5 separate regions of the Mus musculus genome follow, and all the other regions are linked to region 1. A link is a contact called in ENCODE POLR2A ChIA-PET data. All regions are on one chromosome and are shown on one strand. The core of a region is the stretch at or near the end of the contact, and the rest is flanking DNA. Distances in the headings are between cores, read along the strand shown.

Region 1 (2,753 bases), core at 136-2,635:
CCCGCCTGAGGCAGTTATACTTTGGAGGTGGCATAGCCTTTCTCACCTGGACTGCAGGGTCTGGCTCTAAGTCACAGTGCTCCTTTCTCCACACTGTATCCAAGTTGCCTCCCAGAGGAGCCACCAGTTCTTATGGGTGGCAGTGGGTGGGGGTGGGGGGGTCTCTTCTCTCCAGCTGACTAAACATTTTTCTGTACCAGTTAATTTTTCCAACTAATAGAATAAAGGCAGTTTTCTAAATTTCCTGTATTCTCTTGTGTGTTGCTTTCGCCGGAAAGACTCCCCTGGAGAGGCTTCTTGAATGGCACCAGCTCCTCCTACTCCCTCCCTCTTCTAGACTAACCTTTTGTCTCCTCCCAAGAACATGGAAGTGGTTTCCCTGTGACACGTTCAAATCTAAAAAGTGGAGTGGAAGCCGGGTGTGGTGGCGCAGGCCTTTCATCCCAGCACTCGGGAGGCAGAGGCAGGTGGATTTCTGAGTTCGAGGCCAGCCTGGTCTACAATGTGAGTTCCAGGACAGCCAGGGATATACAGAGAAACCCTGTCTAAAAAAGACAAAAAAAAAAAAAAAAAAAAAAAGTGGAGTGGAATGTCATAGAGGGGACATGAGGGGCTGGGTTTTCTGGACTAAGACCAAACTGCACTGGGGGCAGGAATCTAGGACCACTAGAAGCACGTGTTCTGAGAGGAGCTAGGTTAGAGTCTGGAGCAGGGAGTCCTGCACTGCTGTCCACCCTTACAAAAACAACCAAAAGAAATTGCCTTTGATAGCGCTGTTAGTGCTACTAAAAAAAAGTCAGGCATGGGTGGTACAAGCCTTTAGTACCAGCACTCGGGATGAAAGCAAAGAGACAGGTAAATCTCTTGAGTTCTAGGCCTGCCTGGGCTACTGAACAAGCCTTAGTACAGCCAAGACTGCATACAGAAACACTGATGAGATGGAGACACCCCCCAAGACAAAACAAAACGAAAACATGCACTTGGAGTTCCAGGCGAGCCAGGGCTCTGTAGAGACCTTGTCTCAGAAACAAAACACTGGCCACCTGATGCGACGCAGCTCCTCTTGAGTTCAATTCCCAAATTATCACCGAGTGGAAGGAGAGAACCAACTCTGACCTCAACATGCATGCTCCTTCGATTTAATTAAACAATAAGTGTAATTAAACTTATGTTTTTAAAACCCTATAACCTTATGACTAGAAACGTGTGGGTAAAGTTACACAATATAAGGGAGCTGTGCGTGAGCTGCTTTAGCCGTTGTTATTGCCAGAGGCCATCTTCCTAGGCGGGACTCTAGACTAATTAAGAAACGGTTGAGTAAGACAGAGCTGGAAGATCCCCGCCTAAGCAAGCAGCTTCCTTCCAGACTAGTGCTACAGGAGCTAGACCAGACCCGCCCTAGGCACCTCCAGGCGCTTTAGCCCGGCCGCACCCTCTTCCCTGTTCCTCGATGGGGGGAGGGTAGAGGCCGGATAAGGCGGGACCCTGAGACTTAGAGCTGGCTGCCAGCCGGAAAGAAAGCGATGCCACGTGATCTCAGCACCATCCAGTTAAAAGGAGGTGCAGGGCCCTGTGAGCGCTAGTACGGATTCCACGTTTGAGTCCCAACATCTCCAGTATGTGTGCTGCTCGGCTCTCCGCGGCGGCACAGTCCACCGTGTATGCCTTCTCCGCGCGCCCGCTGACGGGCGGGGAGCCTGTGAGCCTGGGCTCCCTGCGGGGCAAGGTGCTGCTCATTGAGAATGTCGCGTCTCTCTGAGGCACCACGATCCGGGACTACACCGAGATGAACGATCTGCAGAAGCGTCTGGGACCTCGTGGACTGGTGGTGCTCGGTTTCCCGTGCAATCAGTTCGGACACCAGGTATATGGGGCGAGATGGGTGGCCTTGGGCTCTAGGCTCCCACGGGCGGGACACCGCTTACTTTCTCCTCTGGTACTACAGCTGGAATGCAGGCCTATCCTCGGTTATACAAGGAGGGCAACTTCCTGGTGACTCATCGGGAAACCTCTGTTTTGCAGTTAAAAAGCACATTCTTTCCGAAATCCTAGCACATAAATAAATGCCTTTGTCTTCCCTAGGAGAATGGCAAGAATGAAGAGATTCTGAATTCCCTCAAGTACGTCCGACCTGGTGGCGGGTTCGAGCCCAATTTTACATTGTTTGAGAAGTGCGAAGTGAATGGTGAGAAGGCTCACCCGCTCTTTACCTTCCTGCGGAATGCCTTGCCAACACCCAGTGACGACCCCACTGCGCTCATGACCGACCCCAAGTACATCATTTGGTCTCCGGTGTGCCGCAACGACATTGCCTGGAACTTTGAGAAGTTCCTGGTGGGCCCCGACGGTGTTCCCGTGCGCAGGTACAGCCGCCGCTTTCGTACCATCGACATCGAACCTGACATAGAAACCCTGCTGTCCCAGCAGTCTGGCAACTCCTAAGGCGGCCCTGGCATTGGCTTGGTGATTACTGGCTGCACTCTGGGGGGCGGTTCTTCCATGATGGTGTTTCCTCTAAATTTGCACGGAGAAACACCTGATTTCCAGGAAAATCCCCTCAGATGGGCGCTGGTCCCATCCATTCCCGATGCCTTTCCACCTAATGAAAGGTGGTTTCACTACTAAGAATAAAGTGCTGAATATCAGAATTGTTTGTGTGTCCTGTGTCATTGTCACCTTTTGGATAGCCTCATAGTCAGGGATAAGGAACTCAATCCCAGAGCCTAAACGTCCCTTTCCCCGCCCCTTATGCT
Region 2 (2,753 bases), core at 79-2,578, 240 kb before region 1:
ACAACCTCTTAGCTGAGTCTCTGTCTCTGTCTGTCTGTCTGTCTCTCTCTCCTTTCTTTATAAGCCCTTTTAGGTCTGGCGTTATAAAATCAGAATTGGCCGCACAGGAGGCTATCTCCCAGCTAACTGGGACTCTGAAATCATACCAGCCCATGAAGCACTCCCAGCCTCAAGCTGGCTGGCCTTTTTTCTCTTCCTTAGGTTACTGACTCGACTGTCTCCAGAGTCCTAGGGACCTAGGCCCTAGTTTAGAAGAAGCTCCTAGTATTTATCAGGCCATGTCTCCAGAGACCAGACAAGCTCTCAGGGGTCAGGCACCTTGCTCTTTGCTCCCCTGAAGCCACCCAAAGTTGTCCCTGAAGGGGATAGGCACAGAGCACAACACCCTAAGGACACATGGCGACATTTATGAAAGGCTAGCAAGGCAGGTGGCTGCGGTCTTGTCTACAGACTGCTCCTGTCACACTTACTCCCCCCGGGTTTCCACACTGTTGCCCGCAGGCCCGGCAAACACCACCGAGTCTCCATCATGGAACACTAGGTACTGGCGGCAGAATCGGATGTTCTCCATTCGATCCAAGTCCCTCTGAGTCCACTCTGCAAGGGAGGCAGGGGGCTGCTCAACTTGTCTGGGCCAGTTTGGACCACTGCCCACCAATCAAGGCCTATCTTTCCCAGTCTGTCTCCGGACAGCCTGAGTATAGCCTGGACAACACTTCACTTAATATAACCTAAGCCTAGGCTCCCAGAGCCTGAGCTGACGGTCAGAGAGAACCCACTACCAACCACAGAATTTTAAGGGCAACATAGCTGTTGTTGGGTTGTAGAATGTAAGGGCCGGAGAGTCCTGCGAGGCCCACACCTTGCACTCAGGTCTGAATTTTACTCCCACACCTTCAACTCATTTACGGAATTATTTATCAGTAAGGCTAGTGCAGCCCCCAAAACACCTGTGCGCAGGAACTACAGTTGGGTTTCCTCCCCAAACCCGTGTCAAGCAGCGTGCCCTCCACAGTCCCCATCTCTCCACCTGGATGCACGGCCCGTCGCCACCCAGTTCCCTCGGTCTACACACCAGTGTGCACAGTCCGATAGAGGCCCCCATACTGCGTGGTGACCTCCGGGCCCAGGCAGGCGGCGCTCAGCGAAGGCTGGCGGCTAAGGCCCCGGTACAGCGCTGCCGCCTCCTGGGGCTCACTCAGCAGCACCTGCGCAGGGGACACACCAGGGTCAGGCTCAGCCCGGGCTACGGAGGCCACGGGGGCCACGGGCCGAGCCCTCACCTGACGCTCCATAGTCGGTCTTTCGGTAGCAGCTAAGTCCCGGAAGTGAAGCTCCGGGGGCGGGGCCTAAGGCGGTCCCCAGTTTCCGCTACACTCAGTGGCGACCTGGGACCCGCAGGGCCCTGTATAAGCTCCGGCCAGTCGGCAGGGGGCGGGGCCTGGATAGTAAGAAGGCGGGGCCTACGAAGGAGCCGCCCGGAGGGGAGGAGCGGGAAACAAAAATTCAGTCGAAGACTAGGCAAGTGGGAGGCAGAATCAGGGAGTCGAGTCCTGGGATTTTTAGAGAGGGGAGGCTCCGAGGAGTGAGGGCGGACGTATAGCAGCAGAATACAGAGCCGGTGTTCAGAGACAGGGCAGGTCTGGGAGGAGTGAAGGAAGTAGGATTGGACTCCAGCCGACTGTGAGCTGAAAGCTGCGGGATCAGAGAGAAAGCCCTGAGCGTTCGAAGGGTGGGGCTTCGGAGGAACACTAATGATCCTTAAGGATGAGGGGGCGGGGGCGGGGGCGGGGACGGGTGGGAACCGAATACAGAGACTAGCGGGTCTGTGAAAGCGGAATGTTGCGGGGCGCCTCAGTCGCAGGGATCTCTTTCAGCGCTCTCCCCATCTACTGCAAGCCAGGCGATTAGGAGTGGGAAACTTAGGTTCCCGGGTGGAGCCCTGGGGCGCCGGGCAAAGGGCGGTGCTGAACTCTCTGGGTGCTACCCTGGCTTATCAATCACCAGACTTGCCCCTAAAGCTATCTGTTGCCACAGCCTTAACCCGCCCTTCTCAGAAGCTCCTTGCTGCGGATCGTGAGCCGACTGGGTCTCAACCTACTCCAAGGGCCGATGTGGAGGGTCAGACTTCACCTAAGAGCAGCGAGCGTGCTGTGGAAAGAAGAGCCTAGGCAGACAGTCTCCTGCACACGACACAGGACTAGGTTGACTTAGGTGACAGCAGAGAGCAAGAGTGGTTGGGCAACAGTAGGTATCTCCCCCTCCTCCATATAGCTTGAGAGTGGCTGGTCTTTTAGACCAGCTATGGGCCCCCTTGAATGAGTGCTTTCTTTCTTACTTGAGGCAAAATTGATACTCTTTAATCTCTGTTTCTTATTTTCTAGTGCTGCTTAACTTATATTTGTTTAGTTTCTCTACGTAGTTCTGGCCTCAAACTCACAGAGACCCACCTATCTCTGTCTCCCAAGAGCTGGGATTAAATGTGTGGGCTATGATATCCAGCTTGAACTATTCTTGACTATACTAAGGATTAAAGTCTCAGCCATGGGGGACTGGGGGGGGGGGGGGAGTTTCGAACAAGGTAGGCAGATGTAAAGCTTGTTTGATAGCACCAGGGGGCAGCACTTGCCCATCTAGCTCCTGGGAACCAGGATCCTGAAAACTGTCTGGTGGCTTAGGACAAGCCTTTGCACCTTCCTGGAGGGTCATGTTTGAATGGCTTGGTGTTGACTCCGCCTCAATTGTGCCAACAT
Region 3 (2,753 bases), core at 111-2,610, 240 kb after region 1:
CAGAATCAAAGCTAGCGTCTTCTGAGTTAGGAACATTCCTAACTTGTGCTCAAGAGGGGCTTGTCCAGGGCCTCCCTCTATACAAATCCACATACTTCCCGGGGAATCTCTTACACCCCCATACATGTGTATAGAACCCACAGACGTTTTCTAGAATGGGACTCTCAGCTCCCTTTTGGTCATCTTGCAGCCGTTTGTTTCCCACGATCTCCTCCTCCTCGGACTCGTCAGGATTCCTCATTACCTTACTCCTCTCTTAATGTCTCTTTCTTCAAAATTCTACGGATTTCATTTCCTGAAGTTTGCCGGTCCCACCTCCAGAGAGTTTAGCTCACTGGAGCAACCCAATGTTTGCACTTGCACACACACGCACGCACACGCACACACACACATCAACTCTAGAATATACCCTCACCACAAGACAAACACGCAGCCCTGCTGAGGCTAATAATGGCTGACCCAAGGCCTAATTGTCAGTGCCAAGGGTCCTTGTAAAACCCAACACCACCATCACCAAAGGATGGCTTCGCATCAGGCCCTACTGCTTCCAGGACACTTGGCACCTCAGAGCCATCTCAGACCTTTACCACCAGACACTGAGACATGTGATTACTAACCCAGTTGGCTCAGACCCCCCAGTTGGTTCTCCAGAGGAACCTAAGCCCCAGCCTCTCTGGATACTGCTCTACTCAGAAAGCAATTTTTTGGCCCCCTCATCTTTGGGGGCGGAGCTTCAACCCTCTCCAGAAGCCACACTCCCGCCACACCCCCTGAGGCTGCCCTTTTTTTTTTTTTCTTCCTCTCCAGGGGTTTTGATCATTTGCGTTCACCTGAGGGTGCAACGTCCCTCCCCCAACATGGAACGACTGCGTCCCCCACACCTTCAAGCGTCTCTGTCCACCCTTTCCAAGCTGGCTGCAATTTATGAAGAGCTGCCACTGTCTCTCGAGCCCCGCCCTCCTCCGCCGGCCTGTGTTTCCCGCCACCTCCGAACCTGCCTTATTCCCCCCACTCCCACCCCTCGCCAGTCCCCAGCCCGCTGCCCATCCTCCTCCCCAGGGCATCCCTTTGTCCGGTGCGACCACCCAGGGAGAGGCTAGTTCTTCGCCCGCTAGCACGACTAGAGCCGACCAAGCCTCACCCGCCAGCAGCCTGTCCCCAACACACTCCAGACCCGTAACCGGGAGGAGTATGAGCTCGGAAGTCGCCCGCGGCCAGACATAGTCCCCGAAAGCGTCCATGACGTTCCTGGAGCTGCTGTGGCTGCCACGGACAAGAAGAGAGCTGCGTTCTCGCGAGAACCAGCCGTCTGGAGAGCCGCGCTGCAGAGCTCCGAAGCCCTTAGCTACAGGTAGCAAAGCCCTGGCGCTGGGCTGCGGACGTCCAATGACGACCCTGTCCCCCACGCGATCCCGCTCCTGATTGGCCGGATCAGAGTCACCCCCCCACACACACACACATGAGACTAGCCGGGAGGGGCGGTGGGCCTCCCCTCCCCCAAGCGGGCGCTTAGCTCGCCGGCCCCTGGCTGGAAGCCCTGTAGTTTTATTTAACGGAGCAGCATGGAGGCTGTACACCAATAAATAACGTGAATGTAGGAACTGCGCCTTTGATCGCGGCTGCAGGCAGGGAGGGCTAGGGCAAGAGGTCGGCCAGAACTTCAGTCTGCAGTAGGACAGAGGACCTGCAGGGTCTTTGACGTTGGGCAGCGGGTGATTCGCATCAGGGCCTTGCGTCAGAGCTCCACACGGGCATCACTGTAGGCTCGGTCCAAGGCCCACTCGGGTTGTGAGTCCATGCCACCTTCCCGAGCCAGACGAGCCATCTCCTGCTGGAACAAGGCTTGCCGTGCCCGGCTAGGGTCCACATTGATCCAGTTGTTAGCGATCCACTTGGTGCCGCGGGTGACCAGGCAGCCCCCATGCAACGAGTAGTCGTCCACTTCACCCACCCAGCCTGGGGTAAGAAGGTGACATGAACAAAGGACAAGTTAGGGAGGGGAAAACCCTAGATTGGCTCAGCCTGAGCTGTGCACACATCTAATCCCCATGGAAGGACTTGGCGTCTCACCCACTAAGGCATGGTCAACATACTGGCCCTTAAAATTAACCAAGCTTCCTTGCTTCTGAGCTTGGCTATAGCTCTTCCCAGCCTGGGTTGTGGAGAGAAGTTTCCCTGCCCCAGACAGCAGGAAGGCTGGTGCGCAAGGACGGTGGGCGGAGATAACCGAAGATACTGTACTAGTGCTACTGTGCTTTGAAATCCCTGGCTATGGAAGACAGGAACAGTCCTCCAGGAGAGCAGGAGGGAGAGATGAGTTCCCTCAGAGAAGCCCAAGACCTGGCCATGAGTAAAGCCCTCACCTTGCCCATCAGGAAGGTAGTTGTACCAAAAGACTGCAGTTCCTTGCTGGGGCTTGACACGAAGGTTGCCCTTGTCACAGTGCCTTCGAGTGTCCCGGAGATCGACATCATCCTGAATCAGACTCTGTAGGCAACAAGGTGAGGCTGTTTGTGGACTGCCTGCCATTGCAGGACCAGGCAGCCAAGGTTGGCTGGAGGGAAAACAGGCAGATGTGCCCTCGTCCCAGCTCTGGAAGGGTGTGTACACACTTGCCCAAGGCCCTACCAGCCCAAGAGTAATAACAGCTCACTGGCCCTTACCATTTCATCATAGGTCCTGTTGTCTGCCACAGGGAAGACGGTCTCACCCCCACCGGTGACATTGTTCAAATAAAACAGCACTGTCATGTA
Region 4 (2,753 bases), core at 158-2,657, 180 kb after region 1:
GAGTTATTGACAACCTTGGTACCTCACCTCCATGATACCTCACCTCCTAGGTGATGAAGGGGAAGTAAGAAGCCCGGTTCGGGGTTGTTGGTCATTTTTCTTCTACTGCCTTTCAGATTGTCTTCAACCGAACTGTCACACTAAAAGAAGACCCAGGCAAAATATGAACTGAATACATGTGGCCCTACCTCATCCTGGAGGCTGGGGGTGCCCTTCAGCACTCCACACTCCGTTTCAATAAAGAATAACTAAATCCCTCTGGCGTCTCTCTGTTGTCTGCCTTTCTAATATCTGAGGACCCTGGAGAAATAGTTTGTTAGCTGGCAGTGGTGGGTCTCATATGTCTTCTGGAAGAATGCACTTCCCCAGAAAAGAGCCAGCCACAAAGTCACTACTGCACTTGGTTCTCAAAGGCAGGTGCATGGCTGGAATTAGCTCAGCACTTACTATGATAAACCTGAGAACCCCAGAGATGCTGTTGCACAGTCACCAGTCCTATGGAGGGATCTAGGTTTGTGTCTTTGTGGCTAGAGATCAAGAGACACATGACCCCCCGTGTGATCATTTAGAAAAAAGCCCTGTCAACTATTTAAGCATAGTGAGATAAATCATGAATGCTGTTGTGGCCTTTCCAGTTTGGGGACCCCAGCAAACTCCCTGGATGTCTATACGGTGCTGAGATGAGATTCCTGGCTATGCTGGCCCTTGGATTGGACCCCGTCTCAGAAATTGACTTCTGAAGAATTTGAAGATTAGAGTTTGCTAGGACAGGAACAAGTGCAGAAGGCACTAAGGTTTGCCCCAGACTGAGGGCCCCCTGGGTTGCTGGGAGCTTCTGGTGAGGCTGTAGGTGAGTGCCTGCAGCTTTAAAGCCTTCCACATTTTCCCTGTATACAAACACTAGGCTACCCAAGGCCTGCTTTAAGGTGGACCTGACTGTGGCAAAGCGATCTCAGATGAGAGGTGGTGCTGGGGGTTCCTGAAGCTGTTTTCTCCCGTGCACTAACGCCCCGAGCGCTTCCCAGGCGCGGCACAATGGTTAAAGCTGCGCCCAGTTCAGGGGTTTGAAAGGGGGCCACCTTAACCACGAGGCCGAGCTAGGCCCGGCCCCGCCTCGCGTGGAACTGTGCAACTAGAGGAGGCGCTAGCGGGACACCGTAGGTGGCTTCAAAAAGCATGCTTTCAGACCCAGGGCAGGGGCAAAATACCCCTGGATGCTGAACCCCGGGCCTAAGCCCCGCCCCGCATGGAGGGGTGCCCATGGGCGTGGCGCTCCTTCCCACAACGAGGGGTACGCTCTCCACTCCAACCGGTTCCCTCTGTGGCTGCAGCGTTCCCTTTAAGCCTGGCAGGCAGCTCTCGCGGGATCCGACGCTCCGGTTCTCGCGAGAAGGGCCTTCGGCTCCCATTGGCCGTGAGGGCTGAATGTAAGATGGCGCCCAGGGAGCTGTGAGGAGAAAATCCTGTCGGTCTCGGAGCGGCGACGGCAGAACCGAGGCCCCGGGCGGTGAAGCGGGGCCGGCGGGTAGAACGGAGGCAGCGGCGGCGGTGACGTCGCCGGGTGAGGGCTCTGGTGAGGGCGGGGACGCAGCAAGGCTCTGGCTCGAAGGCGGCAGGCCCACCCTACACAACGGCGGGCGGGCGGGGGCGGGCGGGCCGCTGCCGCTGGGCCCAGGCGACCTCAGGGCGGCTTCAGAGCGGAGAACGTCCCTCGGCTCGCGAGCCTCCGCCCCACGGGTGGGGGAGGGGCGGGCCTGAGGGGCGGGTGGGCGCGGCGCACGGGGGCGCGCGGAGGCGCGCGCGCACGAGCGTGGCTTTTTTTTTTCTTTTTTTTTTTTTTCTCATTTTTCTGCGCGCGCGCGTGCGTTATCGTGCGCGCTGTGCGGTCCTCTCGTTGCGCGTAGCCGCCCGACGTGCGCGTCCCCGTTGGCTCTCAGCTGTGGCCCGTGGGCTAGAACGGCTTCCGGGGCGCGCGCCACCCCGCGACCCCCCGGTTTTGCGGCGCGCGCCCTGCTGTTGGTCGCTCACGCTGTCCGGAGTGCGCGCCGGACGCCCCTTCCAAGAGGAGGGCAGACGGGCGGGCGGGCGAGCGGCCTGGCGGACGACCGACCTGCCGACTGGGGAAGGTTGAGGGTTGGGCCCTTGTCCTCGTGACGTCCGGGGCAGCGGTGGCCTAGGTCTGCGGAGAAACATAGCGGCTTTGCGGTCTGGCTTGCGGCTCCGCTCCTCCGGGAGGCGGACAGGAGTGCTCGTACTAACTGAAGAATGCTGTTACTTAAGCGAGGCCCAAGGACTGGGTGGGTGCTTGGGGAGGGTGCTGCTCTGCTTGGGAAACCGAGTCCTGCTGGCCGGAGAGGGCATTGGGTCCCCATGGGTTTCCTCACCTTGTACTGGTGCTTTGTGCTGAGGAGAGAAGGTTACCATTACCAGGCCCCGCTTTTCTTCCATTAGAACCGATTCTTCCATAAGCGCAGTTGATACACGTCACCTCTGTGCGCTCCGGAAAGAGATCCTCCTCTGTATATGGTATCAAACTCTCGGAGCTCTAAAATTCCGCTTTAAATCCTCACTTAAATGCAGCCTCCCCCCCCCCTTTTTTTTTTCCACCTCCGCGTGGGTGGGAGGGGCTTGCCTTTCTGTTCTTGATAAGGGCTGTTTCTTAACCTTGATTAACTTGATCAATGCTTTGCCGGTTTTTTTCTTTGTAATTTCTAAAATGTCCAGCAAAAATTTCTAAAATCTGCCTGTCACTA
Region 5 (2,753 bases), core at 181-2,680, 150 kb after region 1:
GATCCAGCGCCTAGCCAGTGAGATTGCAGAACGCGTCCGAAGCCTGGCCGACGTGGACACAATCCTGGCCCATACCATGGGCGACGTGCGTCGGGCTGAACAGCTACTGCAAGATGCGCACCGGGCACGGTCTGACCCCCAAGCCTGGTCCCCATTCCTGAAACCTGGTCCTGATACCTGTAGACCCTGATCTCCCCTCTTCCTCAGGAGCCGGGCCGAGGGTGAGAGACAGAAGGCAGAGACAGTCCAAGCGGCACTGGAGGAGGCTCAGAGGGCACAAGGAGCTGCTCAGGGTGCCATCTGGGGAGCAGTGGTTGACACACAAAACACAGAGCAGACCCTGCAGCGGGTATGACTTCCTTAGGACGAGGTGATGGGCATGTACTAAGGATCTGGCTTGCTTTGTCTGGGACAGGGAGGTCTTACTGTGTAGCCCTGGGCAGCCTGGAAGTTACAGAGATCAACTTGCTTCTCCTTCTCAGTTGCTGGTACTAAAGGTGGATTTGTTAAACCTGGGCCTTTCTGTGGCAGGTCCAGGAGAGGATGGCAGGTGCAGAGAAGTCTCTGAACTCTGCCGGTGAGCGGGCTCGGCAATTAGACGCCCTCCTGGAGGCCCTGAAACTGAAACGGGCAGGAAATAGCCTGGCAGCATCTACAGCGGAAGAAACAGCAGGCAGTGCCCAGAGCCGTGCCAGGGAGGCTGAGAAAGTGGGTTGGGCGAAGCCCTCTGGATGGGGTAGGGGTATTATAGTTAGAATTCCACTGAATTAGTATACCGACCCTGCCTCTTACATCTGCAGCAACTACGGGAACAAGTAGGTGACCAATACCAAACAGTGAGGGCGTTGGCAGAGCGGAAGGCTGAAGGTGTTCTGGCTGCACAAGCCAGGGCAGAACAACTGCGGGATGAGGCTCGGGACCTGTTGCAGGCCGCTCAGGATAAGCTGCAGCGGCTACAGGGTGAGGACCATGGTGGGCGGGAGCTAGAAAGGTGGGCTTGCGTGAGAAAAGACTTGAACTATTTCTTGACCCTTCTAGAGCTGGAGGGCACATATGAGGAGAACGAGCGTGCACTGGAGGGCAAAGCGGCCCAGCTGGATGGGCTGGAAGCCAGGATGCGCAGTGTGCTCCAGGCCATCAACTTGCAGGTCCAGATCTACAACACCTGCCAGTGACCACTCCCTAGGGCCTAGCCTTGTCGCCAAGCACTGTTCTGCACACGATCGTCCGCACATTAAAGAGCTCCTGGCTAGCAAGAGCTTTCAATAAACCTGTGTGAACCTCCTCTGTGTTGTCTGGCCTTTGATGGGAGGGGCGGAGGACCTTTATACACGCCATCAGCTGTAGGCTACCAGCAGAGGCCGAGCACCGGAACCCCTCCTCTTCCTTTCCCGCCCTCCCCAAAGCTGCCCTTCACCAAGAGCTCCCACTCTTGCCGGAAGTGCGTCATCAGCTCGGCACCCCGCCTCCCGTAGCCGTAGCTAGAAGTCGAAACAAAACAAGCGGCTGAAGCAGCGGCGAAGGCGGCGGTGGCGGAGGAGCCGGGACGGGGGAGGGGCGCGCCGGAACCGGAACCGACCCGACGCCGGAACCGGAATCGAGAGCGTGTTGCCAGGGCCCGAAGAGGGCTGGTGGCGGCGGTCTCGCTCGGTGAGTGGTGTGGGCCTCAAGTCGCCGGTTTGGCCGCAGCGGGGGAAGGCCGCAAGGTTGGCCCGGGGCGGGCCTGTTCAAGGTCACGGGCCGTGCCAGCCCCGACATCTCGAGCCTCGCGGCGTGCTCGGCCTACCGATGCCGACCGAGCCGTTATGCTACCCCTGTGGCCGGCCTCTCTGTTTTTAAGAGGATTAGCGGCGAGCGAGGGTGGCTTCCTGGAGGAGGTGGTGGCAGGCCTGGGATTCGGAGGCTGGAGGAGGGCAGCATCCTAGCCGGGGCGTTGGTCTGCGTTCAGTAACTCTGCGCAGCTTCTCTAACCAGCTGGGATCTCCGGATAGTTTCTCTGCCGCTTCGACGGCTTTCAGAGCATGGGGGAGGGATTCCGGCTGTGAATCGGGCCTCGGTGTAAGGAGGAAACGGCGGGTGCTCTGCCCAGAGGCCTGGACGGACTGTCACTAAAGATTCCGCTCATCACTCTTATCGTCCAAGGGTATTTTTATCACCCCACTCTCCCCTAAGGGAACACAGGCTACAGTTCAATCTCCTTCGTCTCGCAAGCCGGGCTTGAGGCTGCCAGGGCTAGTACTAGGTCTACGTTCCATCTCCACCCTCACTAGTTTTGAGAACTTCACTTTGGATGGAGGGAGCCCGAATCCACACACAGGTGGGAAACAGATCAGGCCTCCGTGGCTCAGAGCTGATGATGAAGGAAGGAACCTGGAGACAGGGGTGATGTCTGTTTCGTTGTTAAGCCTATCACCGTGTCTTAAAACTGGAGTCCACTCCTCATTTTTTTTTTTTTCGAGACAGGGTTTCTCTGTGTAGCCCTGGCTGTCCTGGAACTCACTCTGTAGACCAGGCTGGCCTCGAACTCAGAAAATCCGCCTGCCTCTGCCTCCCAAGTGCTGGGATTAAAGGCGTGCGCCACCACCACCCGCCTCCACTCCTAATCTTTAAGGCTGAGGAGAGAGAGATCGATCCTTCTTTAGGTGGAAACAAAAGATCAAGTTTCAGGAGCTGGTTTATGGCAAAAAATAGGAGCCGGCAGGAAGCAGACTAGATGCTTTAGTACCAGAGCCTTTCTGGTTAGTGGCAGCACC

The links. ChIA-PET counts read pairs that join two places held with the same protein, here RNA polymerase II (POLR2A).
Region 2: POLR2A ChIA-PET joins it to region 1 with 12 read pairs in Patski. The contact joins the promoter of Apeh here to the promoter of Gpx1 in region 1. POLR2A ChIA-PET finds 5 or more read pairs at or near these places in 2 of 5 experiments (Patski and embryonic stem cell).
Region 3: POLR2A ChIA-PET joins it to region 1 with 14 read pairs in embryonic stem cell. The contact joins the promoter of Wdr6 here to the promoter of Gpx1 in region 1. POLR2A ChIA-PET finds 5 or more read pairs at or near these places in 5 of 5 experiments (Patski and embryonic stem cell).
Region 4: POLR2A ChIA-PET joins it to region 1 with 13 read pairs in embryonic stem cell. The contact joins the promoter of Qrich1 here to the promoter of Gpx1 in region 1. POLR2A ChIA-PET finds 5 or more read pairs at or near these places in 4 of 5 experiments (Patski and embryonic stem cell).
Region 5: POLR2A ChIA-PET joins it to region 1 with 12 read pairs in embryonic stem cell. The contact joins the promoter of Usp19 here to the promoter of Gpx1 in region 1. POLR2A ChIA-PET finds 5 or more read pairs at or near these places in 4 of 5 experiments (Patski and embryonic stem cell).

Annotation. Positions count from the first base shown.
Region 1 is chr9:108,337,695-108,340,447 of GRCm38, forward strand. Gpx1 (glutathione peroxidase 1) reads left to right here and starts at 1,386. Exons shown (of 2, transcript NM_008160.6): 1 at 1,386-1,864; 2 at 2,083-2,648. The coding sequence starts at 1,619. The coding sequence ends at 2,442. It overlaps Rhoa (ras homolog family member A), which reads left to right. Exons shown (of 6, transcript NM_016802.5): 6 at 1-249.
Region 2 is chr9:108,093,152-108,095,904 of GRCm38, forward strand. It overlaps Apeh (acylpeptide hydrolase), which reads right to left and starts at 1,329. Exons shown (of 22, transcript NM_146226.2): 1 at 1,284-1,329; 2 at 1,076-1,208; 3 at 471-597. The coding sequence starts at 1,295.
Region 3 is chr9:108,577,353-108,580,105 of GRCm38, forward strand. It overlaps Wdr6 (WD repeat domain 6), which reads right to left and starts at 1,361. Exons shown (of 6, transcript NM_031392.3): 1 at 1,142-1,361. The coding sequence starts at 1,241. P4htm (prolyl 4-hydroxylase, transmembrane (endoplasmic reticulum)) reads right to left here. Exons shown (of 9, transcript NM_028944.4): 7 at 2,664-2,753; 8 at 2,364-2,487; 9 at 1,510-1,956. The coding sequence ends at 1,736.
Region 4 is chr9:108,515,680-108,518,432 of GRCm38, forward strand. Qrich1 (glutamine-rich 1) reads left to right here and starts at 1,408. Exons shown (of 10, transcript NM_175143.5): 1 at 1,408-1,561. Qars (glutaminyl-tRNA synthetase) reads left to right here. Exons shown (of 24, transcript NM_133794.2): 24 at 117-262. The coding sequence ends at 167.
Region 5 is chr9:108,489,246-108,491,998 of GRCm38, forward strand. Usp19 (ubiquitin specific peptidase 19) reads left to right here and starts at 1,431. Exons shown (of 27, transcript NM_027804.4): 1 at 1,431-1,650. It overlaps Lamb2 (laminin, beta 2), which reads left to right. Exons shown (of 33, transcript NM_008483.3): 29 at 1-129; 30 at 208-349; 31 at 532-708; 32 at 801-960; 33 at 1,039-1,285. The coding sequence ends at 1,175.